2 separate regions of the Homo sapiens genome follow, and region 1 is linked to region 2. A link is an interaction called in ENCODE POLR2A ChIA-PET data of the cell type or tissue named here. Cell type or tissue: PC-3. All regions are shown on one strand. Links, peaks and the distances in the headings refer to the core of each region. The heading gives the core; the rest is flanking DNA. Region 1 overlaps DST (dystonin). Region 2 overlaps DST (dystonin).

Region 1 (10,685 bases), core at 1,101-9,100, 250 kb before region 2:
CCCTCTCCCTCTCCCGTCTCCCTCTCCCTCTCCCGTCTCCCTCTCCCTCTCCCGTCTCCCTCTCCCTCTCCCGTCTCCCTCTCCCTCTCCCGTCTCCCTCTCCCTCTCCCGTCTCCCTCTCCCTCTCATGCCGAGCCAAAGCTGGACGGTACTGCTGCCATCTCGGCTCACTGCAACCTCCCTGCCTGATTCTCCTGCCTCAGCCTGCCGAGTGCCTGCGATTGCAGGCGCGCGCCGCCACGCCTGACTGGTTTTCGTTTTTTTTTGGTGGAGATGGGGTTTCGCTGTGTTGGCCGGGCTGGTCTCCAGCTCCTAACCGCGAGTGATCCGCCAGCCTCGGCCTCCCGAGGTGCCGGGATTGCAGATGGAGTCTCGTTCACTCAGTGCTCAATGGTGCCCAGGCTGGAGTGCAGTGGCGTGATCTCGGCTCGCTACAACCACCTCCCAGCCGCCTGCCTTGGCCTCCCAAAGAGCCGAGATTGCAGCCTCTGCCCGGCCGCCACCCCGTCTGGGAAGTGAGGAGCGTCTCTGCTTGGCCACCCATCGTCTGGGATGTGAGGAGCCCCTCTGCCTGGCTGCCCAGTGTGGAAAGTGAGGAGCGTCTCTGCCCGGCCGCCATCCCATCTAGGAAGCGAGAAGCGCCTCTTCCCCGCCGCCATCCCATCTAGGAAGTGAGGAGCGTCTCTGCCCGGCCGCCCATCGTCTGAGATGTGGGGAGCACCTCTGCCCCACCGCCCTGTCTGGGATGTGAGGAGCGCCTCTGCTGGGCCGCAACCCTGTCTGGGAGGTGAGGAGTGTCTCTGCCCGGCCGCTCCGTCTGAGAAGTGAGGAAACCCTCTGCCTGGCAACCGCCCCGTCTGAGAAGTGAGGAGCCCCTCCGTCTGGCAACCACCCCGTCTGGGAAGTGAGGAGCGTCTCCGCCCGGCAGCCACCCCGTCCGGGAGGGAGGTGGGGGGGGTCAGCCCCCCGCCCGGCCAGCCTCCCCGTCCGGGAGGTGAGGGGCTCCTCTGCCCGGCCGCCCCTACTGGGAAGTGAGGAGCCCCTCTGCCCGGCCAGTCGCCCCGTCCAGGAGGGAGGTGGGGGGTCAACCCCCCGCCCGGCCAGCCGCCCAGTCCGGGAGGGAGGTAGGGGGGTCAGCCCCCCGCCTGGCCAGCCGCCCCGTCCGGGAGGTGAGGGGCGCCTCTGCCCGGCCGCCCCTACTGGGAAGTGAGGAGCCCCTCTGCCCGGCCAGCCGCCCCGCCCAGGAGGGAGGTGGGGGGGTCAGCCCCCCGCCTGGCCAGCCGCCCCATCCGGGAGGGAGGTGGGGGGGTCAGCCCCCCGCCCGGCCAGCCGCCTCGTCCGGGAGGGGGGAGGGGGGGTCAGCCCCCTGCCCGGCCAGCCGCCCCGTCCGGGAGGGAGGTGGGGGGGGTCAGCCCCCCGCCCGGCCAGCCGCCCCGTCCGGGAGGGAGGTGGGGGGATCAGCCCCATGCCTGGCCAGCCGCCCCGTCCGGGAGGTGAGGGGCGCCTCTGCCCGGCCGCCCCTACTGGGAAGTGAGGACCCCTCTGCCCGGCCAGCCGCCCCGTCCAGGAGGGAGGTGGGGGGGGTCAGCCCCCCGCCCGGCCAGCCGCCCCGTCCGGGAGGGAGGTGGGGGGATCAGCCCCCTGCCTGGCCAGCCGCCCCGTCCGGGAGGTGAGGGGCGCCTCTGCCCGGCCGCCCCTACTGGGAAGTGAGGACCCCTCTGCCCGGCCAGCCGCCCCGTCCGGGAGGGAGGTGGGGGGAACAGCCCCCCTGCCCGGCCAGCCGCCCTATCCAGGAGGTGAGGGGCGCCTCTGCCCGGCCGCCCCTACTGGGAAGTGAGGAGCCCCTCTGCCTGGCCAGCCGCCCCGTCCGGGAGGGCGGTGGGGGGGTCAGCCCCCCGCCCGGCCAGCCGCCCCATCTGGGAGGTGAGGGGCACTTCTGCCGGGCCGCCCCTACTGGGAAGTGAGGAGCCCCTCTGCCCGGCCACGACCCCGTCTGGGAGGTGTGCCCAGCGGCTCATTGGGGATGGGCCATGATGACAATGGCGGTTTTGTGGAATAGAAAGGCGGGAAGGGTGGGGAAAAAATTGAGAAATCGGATGGTTGCTGGGTCTGTGTGGATAGAAGTAGACATGGGAGACTTTTCATTTTGTTCTGTACTAAGAAAAATTCTTCTGCCTTGGGATCCTGTTGATCTGTGACCTTATCCCCAACCCTGTGCTCTCTGAGACATGTGCTGTGTCCACTCAGGGTTAGATGGATTAAGGGCGGTGCAAGATGTGCTTTGTTGAACAGATGCTTGAGGGCAGCATGCTCGTTGAGAGTCATCACCACTCCCTAATCTTAAGTACCCAGGGACACAAACGCTGCGGAAGGCCGCAGGGTCCTCTGCCTAGGAAAACCAGAGACCTTTGTTCACTTGTTTATCTGCTGACCTTCCCTCCACTATTGTCCTATGACCCTGCCAAATCCCCCTCTGCGAGAAACACCCAAGAATGATCAATAAAAATAAAAAATAAAAAATAAAAAAAAATAAAAAAAAAAAAAAAAAAAAAAAAAGAACTAAAAGTAGGACTACCATTTGATCCAGCAATCCCACTACTGGGTATCTACCCAGAGGAAAAGAAGTCATTATATGAAAAATATACTTGTACACGTGTGTTTATAGCAGTACAATTCACAATTCCAAAATTGTGGGACCAACCCAAATGCCCATCAATCAACGAGTGGATAAAGAAACTGTGGTGTATCTATACGATGGAATACTACTCAGCCATAAAAAGGAATGAATTAACAGAATTTGCAGTGACCTGGATGAGATTGGAGACTATTATTCTAAGTGAAGTAACTCAGGAATGGAAAACCAAACATCATATGTTCTCACTGACATGTGGGAGCTAAGCTATGAGGACTCAAAGTCGTAAGAATGATAAAATGGACTGTGGGGACTTGGGAGGAAGAGTATGAGGAGGGCGAGGGATAAAAGCCAACAGTATGGTACAATGTATACTGCTTGGGTGATGGGTGCACCAAAATCTCACAAATCACCACTAAAGAACTTACTCATGTAACCAAATACCACCTGTACCTCAATAACTTCTGGAAAAATAAAAAATAAATAAAGTGATAACAATAGCTACCATATAGAGTCATGAGGATGAACTGAGCTGACATATGGAAAGACCTGCATAGAATAAACAATAAATAGTAGTTTCTTCCTTTTATTCCTCCTCCCCTAGACCATGAATTCTTTGAGGCCCATATCAAGGGTTCTAGAATATCTCCTGGCATCTGGCGTTTGGCATTTGGCATCTGAGTGAATACTATTGACTGAGTGAATGATATATGAAAGATAGCTAATGATGACTGGTACAATTAGTAAGCATTATAGGAATTCAGAGAACAAAGAGGGGACCCCCACCCCTAAATAGGTTGGTTAAGGCATAATTACTTTATGGAAAAGTTGGGATTGAGTTGGGCTTTAAAATATGGGTAGTGCTGGGCGTGGCGGCTCACACCTGGAATCCCAGTACTTTGGGAGGCTGAGGTGGGAGGATCACTTGAGCTCAAGAGTTTGAAACCAGCCTGGGCAACATAGGGAGACCCTATCTCTACTAAAAATTAAAAACAAATTAGCCAGTCATGGTGGTGCACGCCTGTAGTCCCAGCTACTTGAGAGGCTGAGGTGGGAGAATCACTTGAGCCCGGAGTTCCAGGCTGCAGTAAGCCATGATCATGCTGCTGTACTCCAGCCTGAGTGACAGAGCAAGACACTGTCTGAAAAAAAAAAAAAAAAAAAGGGATAGGAATTGGCTGGGTAGCAGATGCTGGGTCCGGGAAGTGGAGTAAGCAAAAGTGCTGAGAACTGACTGGATGTGGGGATTTATATGAGAGAAATACAAGATAAAGCTGGAAAAAATAGTTAGGGGCCAACATACATTTCAGACAACCACTGGTTTAAGCTTTCTTTTCTGTGCTTCTGAAGACACTGTAATAGGTGAGTAGTGTGATCATAGCATGATTTTAGGAGGATTAAACATGTGCAGGGTACATCAGGAGAGCAGGACAGTTAGGTAGCTGTGGCAGCCTAGCAGTGAGGTGATTAGGGCCTGAATTTGGGCCTAACCCATGGTGTTCTGCTGACATCTGCTGATGACTGCTGGTGGGGAATCTGAGGATGGCCTCACCCTCTCTCCTGAAGGATCTGTTGGAAGAGAGGGAGATTAGAGGGCAGCAAATAGCAGTGGAGATTACTCAGTTGCATGGGCAAAAAACCATTCTGAGGAGTGTTTTTTTTTGAGACGGAGTCTTGCTCTCTTGCCCAGGCTGGAGTGCAGTGGTGCGATCTCAGCTCACTGCAAGCTCCACCGAGGAGTTTTCTTTTTTTTGAGACAGGGTTTTGCTCTGTCACCCAGGCTGGAGTGCAGTCGCGCAATCACGGCTCACTGCAGCCTCAACCTCTTGGGCTCAACCTTCCCATCTCAGCCTCCTGAGTAGCTTAGACTATAGGCAGGTGCCAGCATGCCTGGCTAATTTTTTTTTTTTTTTTTTTTTTTGAGACGGAGTCTCACTCTGTCGCCCAGGCTGGAGTGCAGTGGCTCAATCTCGGCTCACTGCAAGCTCCACCTCCCGGTTCACGCCATTCTCCTGCCTCAGCCTTCTGGGTAGCTGGGACTACAGGTGCCCGCTACCACGCCTCATGCCTGGCTAATTTTAACTTTTTTTTTGTAGAGGTGGAGTCTGTCTGTGTTGTCCTGGTTGGTCTTGAACTCCTGGGCTCAAGAGAACACCTCGGCCTCCCAAAGTGCTGGGATTATAGGCATGAGCCACCACATCCAGCTGGGAGAGGTCTTCAGGGTGTCTTACTGCATCTCCTGTCAGTTGTCTGAGAGACTGGACGTTGTCAGAGTTGGTAGTGAGAAGGCTGTTGGCTCCTTGTCTCACACAATTCCTGTGCAGGCTTCTAGAACCTTTTGGCCTCTGCCGACATTTCCCTGCTTTTAATGCCATATATGAGCTTGAACTGAGGCTTTGTGTCCTCTTCTGGATTTGGTTAGGTGCAGCCAGTAGTGCCTGCTAGAGCCACCCTATTCAACATGCGTCTAAAGCCTGTGTCTTTTCTAAACGTACACATTTGGAGAAAATCAGTGTTATGACGTGTTGCCATGAAAGCAACTCTGATTATAGCTTGGAGATGGAGTAAAAATAAATCAGTTATGGTGATTCAGGATTACTTGAATGACTTTATATGAAGCACTCAAGGCATTTCTAGTGGCAATCTAAATAAGAAATAGGCCCATGAGTGAGAAAGACTGAAAACAGAAGTAACTGCAAAGGAGATGAGTCAGAAAGCGTGACTGTGCAGTTTTAGCTACTTTCAGTCAGACCATCCTCTTGAAGTGTTATGTGAAATGCAAATACTTTAGCATCCTTAGCTGTTTTAACCTATTTACTTATTCTGGATTTGTAAGCTATATGCAAATATACCTATAAGAATTTGTAATGGGGATCACTAATAAAAACTTAATAATATCTAGATTTTTTATTTTACTCCTTGTTTTAGATGTTTCTAAAAGTGGATAAACTAAAAATTTATCCTGATTTCCTCTCAGTACATATGTATTTGGATTTATACTGTATATTAAGATATGTCACTAGGATGCTTAGGAATTTTTTTTACCATCTTGAAACAGAAAAGATAATTAGATCCAGATCTCCATTTATTCCTTAGTATTTTCACATTACAAAGCATTTTGTTTTGTTTCTGAATCCCAGGATTTTTAAACATCATCATCATCATCATAAGAACTCTTGCATTACTGCATGTTTACCTCATTGACAATACATGGGCATTGTTCTCTGCACTCTTCTCTGTTTTTCTCTCATTTTATCTTCTCAGCGATTCTCTGGAGTCGGTGCTCACTTTCCAGGGAGGAAATGTGTCAAGGTCATACAGCTGGTAGATCATGGAGTTAACATTTAAACCTAGGCACTCTTGGCTTGAGCCGTTTTTGAGTAAGGAATGGAGAACTCCCCATGATTACAATTCTAGTGCTAGACATTTATCCTCATCAGCCTTCCTGAAGTATTTTAATTACTTTGAGTCTCATTTTTCTAACTGCATAGATGGTAGATATGGATGAAATCTTTGTGTTTTTAAACTATTACATCAATTAAAACCTATCTTTAAAATGGTATTGAAAACCATAGGTAAACCTCAAACATCATTTTTGCCATCATTTTATTGGCAAAATTGGCCCCCTCTTTCTGTGGCAGGGCACCTAGGAGGTAGCAAGAAGTAAGCAAGAGTAATTTTGCCCTACTGCCTGCTCACATGAACCTGTTAATGTACAACTTTCAGACCCAAAAAGTATTTATGTGTTTGAGATTGGGGGTGGGTATGGGGAAATAACAGTTTTAGAGCATCAGGAAATAATCAAACATACTGACTCTACTCCTGTTACATTTCACTGATTCCAGTTTTTTGCACACTGCAACAGCATTGCCTGCATTTCCTGGTGACTTAGAATCTTTGAGACTTTCTCACTGAGCTGAAAAAGTATAATTAAAAATTGCTAGTGTTCCCAGGTTATTGCCAAAGCTGCAGCTTGTTCTCCCTGCTGGCAAAATCTTAGCCTCTGAGCACCTGTTTTCTTACTTTTGGGCTCCCACCACCATCAAGCAATGGGATTTTTGAACCTGACAGTTTTGACTGAGGAGTTGGAGGACATATGGGCCTAACACAGGTGATTGGGTGATCCTCTTTTCTGAAATGGTAAGCACAAAGGAAGAAGCAGGTTTGGATTGAGGATTGGAAAGAAAATTTTCTGATTTGGATATGTGAAGTTTGAAATAACTATTAGATATTCTTGTGTCTGGATTTCATGGAAGATGTGAGAATTATTTGTACATAGATGTTATTAAATCTATAAGACTGGGTGGGATGACTCCGAAAATGAATTTGATAGAGAAGAGAAGACACTTGAGGTCTGAGCCTTGGAGTCTGCCAGTGATGAGAGTTTGGGAAGAGGACTGAGGATCGCTTATAACTTCCAACTCTTCACTCAGAAATATAAATGCCTTAAGCAGACATGGGTCTAGGTAGCTCTTGACTTTGATTTAAGGCTATTCATTTTAGGCCAAGAAAAGGCCACTCAGGTAGAGACTAGAGAAAATAGCAGGAAATGAAGTCCCAGATGTACTCATTAGATTTTCCCTTCCCTGAACTCTCCCCAACTAAACCACCACTTCCTTGACCTCACCCTTCTTTTCCTTCTGTTGTGGGTTTCTGTTTTTCAGTCTTGGGGAAATTTTCTGTTTTTCTGATTACAGCTTAGGTTTTTGTAAGGCTGCAGTATATTTTGGAACATTATATAGCTTTAATTTGTAATAATTAAATTAACCAGATTTTGTCATATTTGTAGTTGGGAACTTTTTGGAGTGTAGGAAAGACTTAAGCATATATCCTTGATCTCTTGAAAATATAGCAGGGTGTTTCTGTGTTCCTTTCCTGCTTAGATTATTAAAATGGTCTTCCTTTTCCCTTTCCTTTTCAAATATGTAGGACCAGGCAGCTCTATGTGCATAACCTTAGGATATTTCCCCTTTTGTGGAAGGCATAACTGTACAACTCATACCTTACTTTGGCTAATTAACTAGCAAATCCAAAGCTCTTAGAGGAAACATTTGTTTCCTTTTCCCCTTTGGAATTCTGGAGAATGAATTGATTAATAAAGTCAAATTTCTTTTGCTAATTATCTGAAAAGAATTTTTTTGAATGACACCCATTCAATGTACTGAGTCTTTGCTACATATTGCTGTACCTCCCTTTTTAGGTTCATAATTAATAGAATTTTATAAAAGATTTCATTTATGGCCAGGTGTGGTGGTTCACGTCTGTAATCCCAGCACACTGGGAGGCTGAGGCGGGCGGATCACGAGGTCAAGAGATTGAGACCATCCCAGCCAACATGGTGAAACCCGTCTCTACTAAAAATACAAAACTTAGCTGGGCATGGTGGCACGTGCCTGTAGTCTCAGCTACTTGGGAGGCTGAGGCAGGAGAATCGCTTGAACCCGGGAGGCAGAGGTTGCAGTGAGCCGAGATCGCACTGCTGCACTCCAGCCTGGTAACAGAGCGAGACTCCATCTCAAAAAAAAAAAAAAAAGATTTCATTTATTATAGGCTTGCTATAATAAATTACAGTAAGGTATTGGAATAATTAATGCACAGGGGCACAAGAATGTGCAAGGTAGGTAGACTGTATTGAATGAACAGTTTAGTCTCTATAAACAACTCATGAAACCAAGATTAACTTGGTAAAGGGATTCATGTGTTCTGCTTGGAGAAAAATAAGCATGTGTTCATAACTCATGATTCTTTTTTGAGGTCAGTATTTTGACTGAAGCAAGACCTCTTGCCATTCTTTCTATGTCTTTCTTGTATGTGATGACAACCTGTTGTCTTAAATAAAAAAAACCTTAAATTCTTTAATCTCCAAACCAAGGAAACTTAAAGAAAACATTTAGATAGTCACTTACACTTTGAAAATTTTCATGGACAACTATGGATCAAAGGACTGAAAAGAAAGCCCCTTCAAAGATGGTCTAGTTTATTATTTCACCTCTAACCAAAGAAATCCTTAAATTGCTCTGGTAAGATGGGTATAGCTTCCTTTATTTTAAAGGACACAGCCATAGCTTACCTCAGAATTCTGTTTGGAATTTAACAGCCATCTCTGCCTGAAACAACTCCTTGATCTTTGCCCTAAATCCCATGCCTTACAATTTAAGACCATTTCTTATTGTGGTATCCTCTGTGGAGAGGATGAAGCATAGCCACCTGCTACCGTGTCACTCTCAGTCTTTGTGAATCAAAGAATGTTAAAGCTTGAGGGGATCTTAGAGCTCATCTGACTTAACAGTTTTTGTAATGCTAGATTCCTCTCTGCTTCAGTACTTTTAGTGATACAATCTCCTACCATTAAATAGTGCTAATTAGCAGCAAGTTAATTGTACTTGAAAATCAATAAATTGTTTCTTTTCTAGGCTCATGGTTCTATCTCTCTGAACTTTTCTCCTAAGTCTAATTCTTAATTTTTCCAAACATCATTTTTGTTTTACTCTTCTAAACCACCTCCAAGTGAGTGATAAGGGTCTGATTTCTCTCAATATTTTCTGTCTCTCTCTCTTTATTTATTTATTTTAGTTCTGAGATGATGATTGTGTTTCAAAAAAATCAATCTATGGAAATTGAACAAAATTTAGTTTGTGCTTTGGGAGATGAGAATTCAGTTCTAGAAATGACAGTAATGTTTCAGGAATTTTTTTTTTTTTTTTTTTTTTGAGACTGAGTTTCACTCTCATTGCCTAGGCTGGAGTGCAATGGCACGATCTCCGGCTCACCGCAAACTCCACCTCCTGGGTTCAAGCAATTCTCCTGCCTCAGCCTCCCGAGCAGCTGGGATTACAGGCATGTGCCACCACACCCAGCTAATTTTGTATTTTTAGTAGAGACGGGGTTTCTCCATGTTGGTCAGGGTGGTCTCGAACTCCTAACCTCAGGTGATCTGCCCGCCTCGGCCTCCCAAAATGCTGGGATTACAGGCGTGAGCCACCATGCCTGGCTGTTTCAGGAAAATTATAGCTTTGGAGTAGTACTTCGTAGTTAAGTAGCACTTCATACTTTCAAAGACTGCTCATATTCATTATCTCCTGAACAAACACCCTGTGTGTTGGGTATGGCATATATTATTGATCCAGTTTGACAAAACTAAACCTCAGTGAGTAGGTGATTGGCTTAAGTTCATAAGGTCAGTTAGAAGCAGACCTCTCTCATCCTTGCAGTCTGTTGTCTCCTGTGTTTATCCTATGTTTATTTAGTCTTTATCTCTGACAATGCTTAGAGAATTGGGTGAGAACTTCCAGGGAGAAGAATATAGATTCCATTTGACTGGAGGAATTATTCAGTATCCCAATGTGACTCATTCCCAGGGAGTAGCTTTACATCTTTGAGAGTCTGCTCACAGCCTGCATTATCTGTGTTGGCCACCCTAGGCTACCTGTGTATTGGCAAGTCCACTTTGGTCTAATACTATCAAGCCCATGCTGCTCCTCCACACACCCTATTCAATTATGAATTGGTAAATTAGATAATCAACTCTGATACTGGGTAATACCACTGGCTAATCTACATTGACCCTTGCTACATGCAGCTCAGTATTACTAAGATCGATGGGGATCAGACACTGTCTTAGTCCATCTGTGTTGCTATAAGAGAATACCTGAGACTGGGTAATTTATAAATAATAGAAATTTATTTTCTCACTCTTCTGGAACCTAGAAAGTTCAAGACCAAGGCATCAGCAGGTTTGGTATTGGGTGAGGTGTTGTTCCTCAGCGATGACACCTTGTTTCTGCATCCTCACCTGGTGGAAGGCAGAAGGCAAAGACAGCAAGAGAGAGCAAGGGAGCTCTTTGAAGCCTTTTTTGTAGTGGCATTAACCCATTCATGATGGTGAGCCCCCATGACATAATCACTTCCAAAAAGCCCCTCCTCTTAATACTGTCATATTGGGGATTAAATTTCAACACATGAATTTTGGGTGGGATACAACATTCAAACCAAAGCAGATACCTAAGCAAATATGTTGTTAAAATTAAGTTTATATACCCTTGTGCACTCTTGG
Region 2 (10,685 bases), core at 844-8,843:
ATGGAAAAACAAGCACAGACAAATTAAATTTGTAAGCATTGCATCAGTATTCTACTTGGCACTTTATAGTAGGTTTAGAAGTAACATTACTGGGAGCGTGTCATATAAAGAAAGGTAAATGGATACTTTTTCCATTAATTTAACCTAATAAACAAATGACATGGTGGTTAAAATGGAAGCGTACTTTGCTTCTCATCAAATTCATTTGTTTATAGGTACTTCATAATTTCTAGCTGTTTGCCTTCCTTACATTATTCAGCACAGACCTGGTCTTTTGCAGAAGTCAGACTATGATTGGATATTTGTGTTCTTTTAGCTAATGATTGGTATTGCCAGAATAATCTTTACTAGTTGTCCTGGACATCTGTGAGGCATCTGAGTTGTTTTTTAGGTGGTTGCAATTGGATGACTCTTAGTGCAAATATTTGGCATATCCTTTCCAGTGACGCCCAATCTGCCTGCTTTGTTCATACTTGTAGGGTTTTAATACAAGCTACAAAAGGCAAACCTCAGCTAGCAAACGAATGGCTTTAGGCTAGATTCTTTTGAATAGTTATCAGCATATTATTTGCTGTGTGTTGCATATGCATGTTGAAGCATATTTAAGGAGCCACTAAAAGCTGTAATATTCAGCTGCCACTTTTCACCGTTAGAAGTAGAGCTTTTTCCAGACCTCCTACCTTTTAGTCTACTTTGAAAGGTGAAAGAAAGAACATCGTTTCAGGAATAAAAATGCACAGTAGTAGTTATAGTTACCGTAGCAGTGATTCTGTGTTTAGTAACACTACCAGCACTCGAACCAGTCTTGATTCAAATGAAAATCTTCTCTTGGTTCATTGTGGTCCAACACTGATCAACTCTTGCATTAGCTTCGGCAGTGAATCCTTTGATGGACACAGGTATTGAATCATTGGTGTGGGATTGTGTTTTACTTTTTGATGGGCAGCACTTTTCAGGAATGGTGAGCTCTTTGACTTCAAAGGGAGAAGCTTTATTTTATTTTGTCTCATCTTTTAGGTTAGAAATGTTGCAACAGATTGCCAACAGAGTTCAGAGGGACAGTGTCATCTGTGAAGACAAACTGATTCTTGCTGGAAATGCTCTTCAGTCTGTAAGTTAATTTTAGGAGCCATTGGGGTTGTGGTAGAGGAGTCACTGTGCGTTTGGATGAACTAAAACTTTTACATAATGTTTGGTTGATTCTTCGTAATACTCTCCACTGAAACTTAAAGTTTGTTAAAGATTATGATTGGTGTTTGCTCTCTTGAGAGACAAGAAGAGGGAAAACATATTTTTGAACCAACAAGGAAAACTAAAGAAAGCCCAAGTAGGCTTCTGTTCCAATATTTGATGTTTTATATTTCAGGTTGTTTTGAAACTTGTTTCACAGAATTAATACTGAGTTCTTTTAAAATACAGGATTCTAAAAGATTAGAATCAGGAGTGCAGTTTCAGAATGAAGCAGAAATTGCTGGGTATATACTTGAATGTGAGAACCTTTTACGCCAGCATGTAATTGATGTACAGATTCTTATTGATGGAAAATACTACCAGGCAGATCAATTGGTACAGAGGTAAGAGTGCTACTTATTCTTTCTCTGTCCTTTTTTTGTGTAACTGTTTCATGGGCATTTGAAATAGGAATGTAGAGTATGAAAATTTTATGAAATATATTTCTTTGCTGTTTTTTAGTTGAAAATGTGTGTCACATTTTTATATATTTTGGTGTTTAAGTAGGTACTTGTCTTTTAAAGATTAGCAATAGAAAAAATATTTTATGGTGCGTATAATACTGCTGCAGTAACTAACTCGTTAAAATGAATACCCTAGATATAGATGTAAGTTACATGCATACATTTACATACATTTAAAGTATTCATGGGATGTTTGAAAGAGAAAAAAATCTAAGAAAAGTGTCTGTTTTTTGTTCTTTGAGATGCAGTTTTGCTCTCTCACCCAGGCTGGAGTGCAGTGGTGTGATCTCGGCTCACTGCAGCCTCTGCCTCCTGGGTTCAGGCGATTCTCATGTCTCAGCCTCCCTAGTAGCTGGGATTACAGGCACCCGCCACCACACCTGGCTAATTTTTTGTATTTTTAGTGGAGGCAGGGTTTTGCCATGTTTGCCAGGCTGGTCTTGTACTCCTGACCTTAAGTGATCCACCTGCCTCAGCCTCCCAAAATGCTGTGATTATAGGCATGAGCCACCATGCCTGGCCAAAAAGTGTCATTTTTAATTCAGCTTTTTAGTTTTCTGTTTATCCTATTATGAAAATGTTCATAACAAAATCTTGAAAGAAAATACGTGTATAAAAACCTTTATCACTGAGAAGTGTGTGTATGGGGGTAAGTATGGAATATTTCAGGCTATAACCTCTCTCTCTCTCTCTCTCTCTCTCTCTCTCTCTGTGCATAAATATGTAAATGCAAAAATTTTAAATGATCCTTTGACTCAGTAATTTCACCTTTAGGAATCTATAGTAATTCTAAATATGAAAAATATATACATAAATGTAAAAATGATCATATTATGCTATAGTAATTGTATTCATTATAAATCATAGTTATAAAGACAAATAAGATTGAAAGTCCTCATAGTACAATGCTCATTGAAAAAAATCATGATGCAAAATTTTAGCAATGTGATTTCAATTGCCTCCTCATTTTGCTTGTTTGTATTTTTGAGCCGTTTAGGCATACTGAAAAATTGAGTGAAAAATACAGAGTTCCCATATGCTCCCTTATACCTCCCTCTTCCCCTGTTATTTACATCTTGCATTAGTGTGGCACATTTGCTAAAACTGATAAGCCAACATTGATACATCATTATTAACTAAAACCTATAATTAACATTAGAGTTCACTCTTTGTTACAAGTGCCTTTATATTTCACCTTATCCCTTTGGATTTTCTTTTCAGGGTTGCAAAACTGCGTGACGAAATTATGGCCTTAAGGAACGAATGTTCTTCTGTGTACAGCAAAGGACGCATACTGACAACAGAACAGACAAAGCTCATGATATCAGGAATCACTCAAAGTTTAAACTCAGGATTTGCACAGACCTTACACCCTAGTCTGACCTCAGGGCTGACCCAGAGTTTAACACCTTCCCTAACCTCTTCTAGTATGACTTCTGGCCTGTCATCAGGGATGACTTCCCGCCTGACTCCATCTGTCACTCCAGCTTATACACCTGGTTTCCCATCAGGATTAGTTCCAAATTTCAGTTCAGGAGTAGAGCCAAATTCATTGCAAACTTTGAAGTTGATGCAGATCCGAAAACCCCTTCTAAAGTCTTCTTTGCTGGATCAAAATTTAACAGAAGAAGAAATCAATATGAAATTTGTTCAGGATCTTTTGAATTGGGTTGATGAGATGCAGGTAAAAAAATGTTTACTTTACCTGAGTGTTTCAGTCTTTATTGTTATCAATTTCTTTTTTAAACTTAGTATTTTACTGTCTGAAGGTACAACTGGACCGCACTGAGTGGGGCTCAGATTTGCCAAGTGTTGAAAGCCATTTAGAAAATCATAAAAATGTTCATAGAGCTATTGAAGAATTTGAATCTAGTCTCAAAGAAGCTAAAATCAGTGAGGTATGTGAATTTAAAATTTGTATATATTTCATTTTAGTTTACTCTTGTTTTGCTTTTTACATGAAGACCCTGTAAATCAATAATAGATACATTAAGTGTGAGTCAGAATTCCTTCAGATTCCTGACTGGAGTGTCTTTTTAATCTCATGTTATAGATTCAAATGACAGCACCTCTTAAACTGACTTATGCAGAAAAGTTGCACAGATTAGAGAGTCAGTATGCAAAACTCTTGGTAAGTTTTTTTTTTTAAACCTTCTGTTTCCCTTATCTATATTTGGCAAAAACATGATTCTTATGATGATTTTCCTTACTAAAGAATACATCCAGGAATCAAGAACGGCACCTTGATACACTCCATAATTTTGTAAGTCGTGCGACTAATGAACTTATTTGGTTGAATGAAAAAGAAGAGGAGGAAGTTGCTTATGACTGGAGTGAGAGAAACACCAACATAGCTAGGAAAAAAGATTATCATGCTGTAAGTACACCCTTTGTACTTGCATACTAGGGTTGCATTTTAGGTTTATATATTTTTCTAACACACTTCTTAATTATTTCTTGAAGGAATTAATGAGAGAACTTGATCAAAAGGAAGAAAATATTAAATCAGTTCAGGAGATAGCAGAGCAGCTACTTCTAGAAAATCATCCAGCCCGGTTAACTATTGAGGTAAAGCTGGAAAGTGTAATGGTGTTGGTTGAATATTGATATGATTATTTCCCTTCAGATTCTTTTATTGCTGAGAAGTTGAAAATTACAAGCCATCTAACTTTTATTAAAACCTGGCTCAGAAATGTTTCTGACAAATTGTACTGATTGCCTTCAGTTCTCTGGCTCTAAGTATGTCACCCATCACTTAGAATAAAAGTACCCTTGTCAGCCTCTGTGGCTGAGAAGATGTATTGCTGTAAATATGAAGTACCTTCTCTGTGTAAGCATTGCCATATTATTTATTTCTGATTGTGTAACATTGCACAAGTGACATAGTATTGCCAAGCCTCATTTTCCTACCAAGAATGGGAGAGATTACCTCTAATCCATAGAGTTGTGATGAGAATAAGAAGGAAATAATTTACTCTTACTGCTTAGTATAGTTTTTGGTACATTATTTGTTCTCAAAAAAATACCAGCTGTTATGATTCAATTTAATACTTTTATTTATGCTCTGGTTTTGTGAGGTGTATTGGGACAGCATCCTGACAAGGCTTTATAATGTGCAGTGAACATTTCAAATTCAGAAGTGGAAAATTGAGATGGGATTTATCAGGTTGCCTATGCAGTTGGGACAATGTTTTAAATTGTATATTAGACAGAGTTAGTGACTTTCTGAATGGAGAATAGGGGGATTATGTAAGAAAGTAGGGATTGTCACACATGGGCAGTCAGATGTGATATTTTGCCAGAGGAAAAAAAATGATGCTGGTCCTGAAAGTTGTCATGCTTCAAACTCACAATTGAGGAAAGGAATCTGATAGATTCACTGAAATCATAATAACTCAAAAGATTAGTACAATTCTAGGCTCATCAGGAAGTTTTAGGGATGTTATGTATGATCTTTTATATAAAATACGGTTTTGTGTCTACATGAAATGTCACATATGAATGTTAAAAACGTAGAAGAGTAGGGAATCTTTAGGGAAAGGAGAGTAATGGAGGGCCTGGGATGTGGTTTTGTACACTAATACACTAAAAAGAGTATTTCTTAGGGTGGAGAGATGAAAACTGTTAGGAAATACTATTATGGGCCAAGAATTTTGATGGGAATGGAACATGTGAATGTCACTCTGATCACTTTTATGTAAAAATTATAATTTAATTAATAAAAAATTTCTTAAGAAGTAAAATGAAACCTTAGTCATCTTTATGATCCCATCGGCCTGTCCTGTGTCTTGTTTGGGTACATGGATAATATTTAGTTAATTATCAATACTGTTTCATATTTTATATGAAAAAAATATGATACATCTTTTATAGCCAATTTACTGAAAGTAGCTTAATTTGAGGTAGAATATGATCATGATATGTTGCCAGATATTCAATGCTGCATCATACATTCCATTCGGAAGTCCTGCCTAAGTATAGCTCAGCAGGAATGAACTTTTCCAAAAGGAGGGAAAATGACAGGCTTACTTAAAATAGTCATTAAAGCATCTCGAGTGCCCTCTTCTGGAAATCAATGAATTGCACCTTAAATAGAAAAGAGTATTTCATGTTTCCTTGAGGAAGGAGGTATCCTTTGTACAATATTGTTTACCCTCATGAAAGATACACTCTCTATTAAATTAGAAGTTCAAGAAACACATTTTTAAAATAAAAATTCCTAGTATTATCATCATTATAATTCCAGAATTACACCAATTTGGGAGTACACACATTTTCTTTTCCACCCTCCCCAAACCTCATCCCAGCAAAAACAAAGAGAAACCGACATAACCATATATTTCTGTGTTAGAAGGTATATTTTATGATCTAGCACCGTAAAAATTCAGAGAAAGGAGAGATGAATGTGCCACGAAAGAAAACATATCGGAGGATTCCACAAAGCAGATGTAAGAGTTGGTGGCAAAGGAGTCAAGTGTTGGTTTTGTAAACAGGAGGGATAGCTTGCATTTATTTTAGTTTTTAAATATTTTTTCCCGTAGCCAGAGATAATTTTTTTCTTATATTTTAATAAGAAATTTCAAGAAGTTTAAAATTGAAAAGAAATCAACTGGAGTGGTTTAAGAATTTATATTTAAACTTTAGGACTGACTTTGTACAAGTGAGAAGTCTTAGATAAGAGGAAAATTTTACTGCCCTGATTTTCTTGTTTTTTTTTTGTTTGTTTGTTTGTTTTTGTTTTTTGAGGTGGAGTTTCACTCTTGTTCCCCAGGCTGGAGTGCGATGGCGCAATTTTGGCTCACTGTAACCTCCGCCTCCTGGGTTCAAGCAATTCTCCTGCCTTGGCCTCCTGAGTAGCTGGGATCACAGGCGCGTGCCACCATACCTGGCTAATTTTTGTATTTTTTAGTGGAGATGGGGTTTCACCATGTTGGCCAGGCTGGTCTTGAACTCCTGACCTCAGGTGATCTGCCTGCCTTGGCCTCCCAAAGTGTTGGGACTACAGGCGTGAGCCACCATGCCCAGCCACTGCCCTAATTTCCAAGTCTTATTCTGCCAAAACAATTGGTCATCTATTTAGATAGTAGAGTTAGCATTTAGAAGCATCGATATCAAAAGGTATGTGTGCCTTATTTCTCCCCAGTCAGTTATGATGGCTCTGTTTTATCTTTAAGGCCTACAGAGCGGCAATGCAGACGCAGTGGAGCTGGATCTTACAGCTCTGCCAGTGTGTGGAGCAGCACATAAAGGAGAACACAGCGTATTTCGAGGTATGTGAGTAGAATCATAACTTCAATAGATGGTATTGTGATTTTGGCTAACTTGCAGGAATCTTTTTCATAATTTATTGTTAGGATAACAATGTGTTTCTGTGTATATATATACACACATATATATATACACATATATGTGTGTATATATATACACACATACGTATACACATATATGTGTGTATATATATACACACACATATATATACACATACATATACATATATACACATATATACACACACTGTTATATATGTATATATGTATATGTGTGTGTGTGTGTGTGTTTGTGTGTGTGTGTATATATATATATATATATATGTGAATTGTTTTCTTTGTAGGCCGAAAGAGTTGGTTTTATGTCCTATGAGATAGATTGAAGTATTCTGTTAATGCAGGAATCCTTTAAAAATTCTTAAGATATCATAAAATCTTTATTCTATTCTACAAATGTGTCTCTTATTTAGGAACTGTTTTCATATAGAGAATCAACCATCTATAACCATTTAACTTCTAAAACCATAGAAGTTTTTAAGTATTCTTGGAATTTCACTCCTACTTAAAAATTGTTTAAATCCTAATTTAAAATGGACCTTCAGCCAAAATAATAGAGAGCCAAAACATCATATAAGCTTTGGACACTTAGTATGTTCATTCATAACTATTCAACTTCAAGGGTTATTCTTTGGTCCAAGGAAAGATGTGACTATTAAGCTATCTTGTGCTTTTATTCTCTTCTCACTTATGAGGGGTACACATAGGACCTTGGTATTGGAGTGTGACAACTGTGTGCTTTGCTGGTATTTAACATACTTTAACTTCCAGGTTTCATCTTTCCTTAGTTTTTCAATGATGCCAAAGAAGCTACTGATTACTTAAGGAATCTAAAAGATGCCATTCAGCGGAAGTACAGCTGTGATAGATCAAGCAGCATTCACAAGCTAGAAGACCTTGTTCAGGAATCAATGGTACTAATACAAAACCTATGCATTTTATAAGTATGCATAAGTGATTAGATTAGTGTTTTATATGAGCAGAACTTTGTATTTTATTGGCACTCTTGATATTTCCCACTAATTCAATTACACATTTGCACATTCAGTTTTAGTATTCTTTTGGCAACAAATACAACAGAAGTGTTTTTTTAATGTGATAGCTTTGATATTTTAAGATGGTTTTTAGTGTCGTGTGTGTGTGTGTGCACGTGTGTGTTTAGTTATTCATTTTGCAAATACTTTTTAAGTTCTTAATATATCCTGGGCACTGTTTTAGGTTCTAGAGCTACAGCAGTGAACAAAGCAGACAAGAATCTCTACCTTTGTGGTGCTTACATGCTAGAGAGGGAGTTAGACAATAAACAGAATAAATAAGTAAAATTTGTATAGTATGTTAGGTAGTGTAAATGCCAAAGAGGAAAAAGAAAACCAAACAAACCAAAGAAAGGAAGAGGGATACAAGATGGGGTGGAGGAGGAAAGATTGAAAATTTAGACTAGGTAGTCAGAGAGAAGACTTTTCTGATGAAGTTTAATTTGTGTAAAGTGCTGAAGGCATGGAGAGTACAAGTCTTTTACTTCTTAAAATTCACTGTATTTATTACTTAGGAAGAGAAAGAAGAACTTCTGCAGTACAAAAGCACTATAGCAAACCTAATGGGAAAAGCAAAAACAATAATTCAACTGAAGCCAAGGAATTCTGACTGTCCACTCAAAACTTCTATTCCGATCAAAGCTATCTGTGACTACAGACAAATTGAGGTACTTGTAACTCCTAGAAACAGACCAGTTTCTGTCATTATTCATATATTTTGTAAATGAGATCATATTGCTAACTAGTGATCAAGATTTCCCGCCTCATAAAACAAAAAAAATCCCAGGATTGAGTATGGAAAACAGTTAACAGTGACCTCATTGAGTTATTCTGCTCTTTATTTTAAACCAGATAACCATTTACAAAGACGATGAATGTGTTTTGGCGAATAACTCTCATCGTGCTAAATGGAAGGTCATTAGTCCTACTGGGAATGAGGCTATGGTCCCATCTGTGTGCTTCACCGTTCCTCCACCAAACAAAGAAGCGGTGGACCTTGCCAACAGGTTTGTATATATTAGCTAAAAATGTTGAGCTAGTTTTGGGGGCCCTCTGAAGGTTGAAGGAACAATCAATACTTTGTCAAGGCCCCACAGGATCAAAAGTCTCTAGAACTCATCCGTGGAATATTTCACACAAAAAGAAAAATTGCAGTGTGTTTTCAGAGGGAGTAAAAACATTAATCTGAGTTCTCTTTCATGTATTTCAGAATTGAGCAACAGTATCAGAATGTCCTGACTCTTTGGCATGAGTCTCACATAAACATGAAGAGTGTAGTATCCTGGCATTATCTCATCAATGAAATTGATAGAATTCGAGCTAGCAATGTGGCTTCAGTAAGTATGAATCTGTATGTCAACTCGATATGTCCAAAAATGTGCATGCCTTTTCATATGTGTCGTAGAGTTTGTATTTGCTTTAGAATAGGATGGAGTCCGGCAAATCCATGCTAATATTCATTTATTCAATGAATATTTGTTATATGCCCATAGCATATAAGGCACTTTTTAAGAACTGAGGAAATCTGGAGATCACAAATTTCATTCAGAACTTACTGTGAGATAGGGAGGCAGAATGTAGTTGTTGGATATACGATGATGGGTACAGTTGATTTCATTTGAGTTTCGTAGACTTGTTTTTCTTTGTCGTTAAAACCTAAAATTGTTGGCTGGGCGCGGTGGCTCACGCCTGTAATCCCAGGACTTTGGGAGGCCGAGGCAGGTGGATCACCTAAGAGGTCTGGAGTTCGAGACCAGCCTGACCAACGTGGAGAAACCCTGTCTCTACTAAAAATACAAAACTAGCCAGGTGTGGTGGTGCATGCCTGTAATCTTAGCTACTCGGGAGGCTGAGGCAGGAGAATTGCTTGGACCTGGGGGGCAGAGGTTGCAGTGAGCTGAGATCGCGCTCCAGCCTGGGCAATAAGAGTGAAACTCCGTCTCGGCCGGGCGCGGTGGCTCACACCTGTAATCCCAGCACTTTGGGAGGCCGAGGCGGGCGGATCACGAGGTCAGGAGATCGAGACCATCCCGGCTAAAACGGTGAAACCCCGTCTCTACTAAAAATACAAAAAATTAGCCGGGCGTAGTGGCAGGCGCCTGTAGTCCCAGCTACTTGGGAGGCTGAGGCAGGAGAATGGCGTGAACCCGGGAGGCGGAGCTTGCAGTGAGCCGAGATCCCGCCACTGCACTCCAGCCTGGGCGACAGAGCGAGACTCCGTCTCAAAAAAAAAAAGAGTGAAACTCCGTCTCAAAACAAAAAACAAAAAAAAACCACCTAAAATTGTTAATGAAAAAGACAGTTAATTTCAAATGTTCCTATTTATGATTATTCGTTTAGATTGGCATATACCACACGACCAGTTTGAAGTGTCTCCCATTCAAATCTATGAGTAATAGAATGAATTACATGGGTCTTTGGTCTTCTTTAGATAAAGACAATGCTACCTGGTGAACATCAGCAAGTTCTAAGTAATCTACAATCTCGTTTTGAAGATTTTCTGGAAGATAGCCAGGAATCCCAAGTCTTTTCAGGCTCAGATATAACACAACTGGAAAAGGAGGTTAATGTATGTAAGCAGTATTATCAAGAACTTCTTAAATCTGCAGAAAGAGGTAAAGCATGGGGATCCC

What was found. Peaks named below come from ENCODE experiments on the same cell type or tissue, not always from the same donor. Only the 100,000 strongest peaks of a DNase experiment are listed, where the experiment ranks them.
Region 1: POLR2A ChIA-PET joins it to region 2 with 10 read pairs; 2 of 35 experiments call an interaction of 5 or more read pairs at or near these places.

Annotation. Positions count from the first base shown.
Region 1 is chr6:56,885,434-56,896,118 of GRCh38, reverse strand. All of the region lies in intron 3 of DST (dystonin), which reads left to right. Among named protein-coding and RNA genes, the nearest start is that of DST-AS1, 47 kb to the right of the region's middle. RefSeq lists enhancers at 5,360-5,419, 8,402-8,571 and a cis regulatory region at 8,486. In PC-3, for the core only: a CTCF peak has its summit at 4,150 (motif pointing left); a DNase peak (open chromatin) is centred at 5,328; H3K27ac peaks cover 1,587 bases.
Region 2 is chr6:56,632,836-56,643,520 of GRCh38, reverse strand. It overlaps DST (dystonin), which reads left to right. Exons shown (of 104, transcript NM_001374736.1): 16 at 1,018-1,111; 17 at 1,420-1,574; 18 at 2,916-3,378; 19 at 3,464-3,592; 20 at 3,748-3,825; 21 at 3,910-4,071; 22 at 4,158-4,262; 23 at 6,869-6,964; 24 at 7,807-7,932; 25 at 8,568-8,720; 26 at 8,905-9,059; 27 at 9,263-9,389; 28 at 10,484-10,667. Among named protein-coding and RNA genes, the nearest start is that of DST-AS1, 210 kb to the left of the region's middle. In PC-3, for the core only: a CTCF peak has its summit at 5,762 (motif pointing left); a DNase peak (open chromatin) is centred at 5,720; H3K4me3 peaks cover 297 bases; H3K27ac peaks cover 627 bases.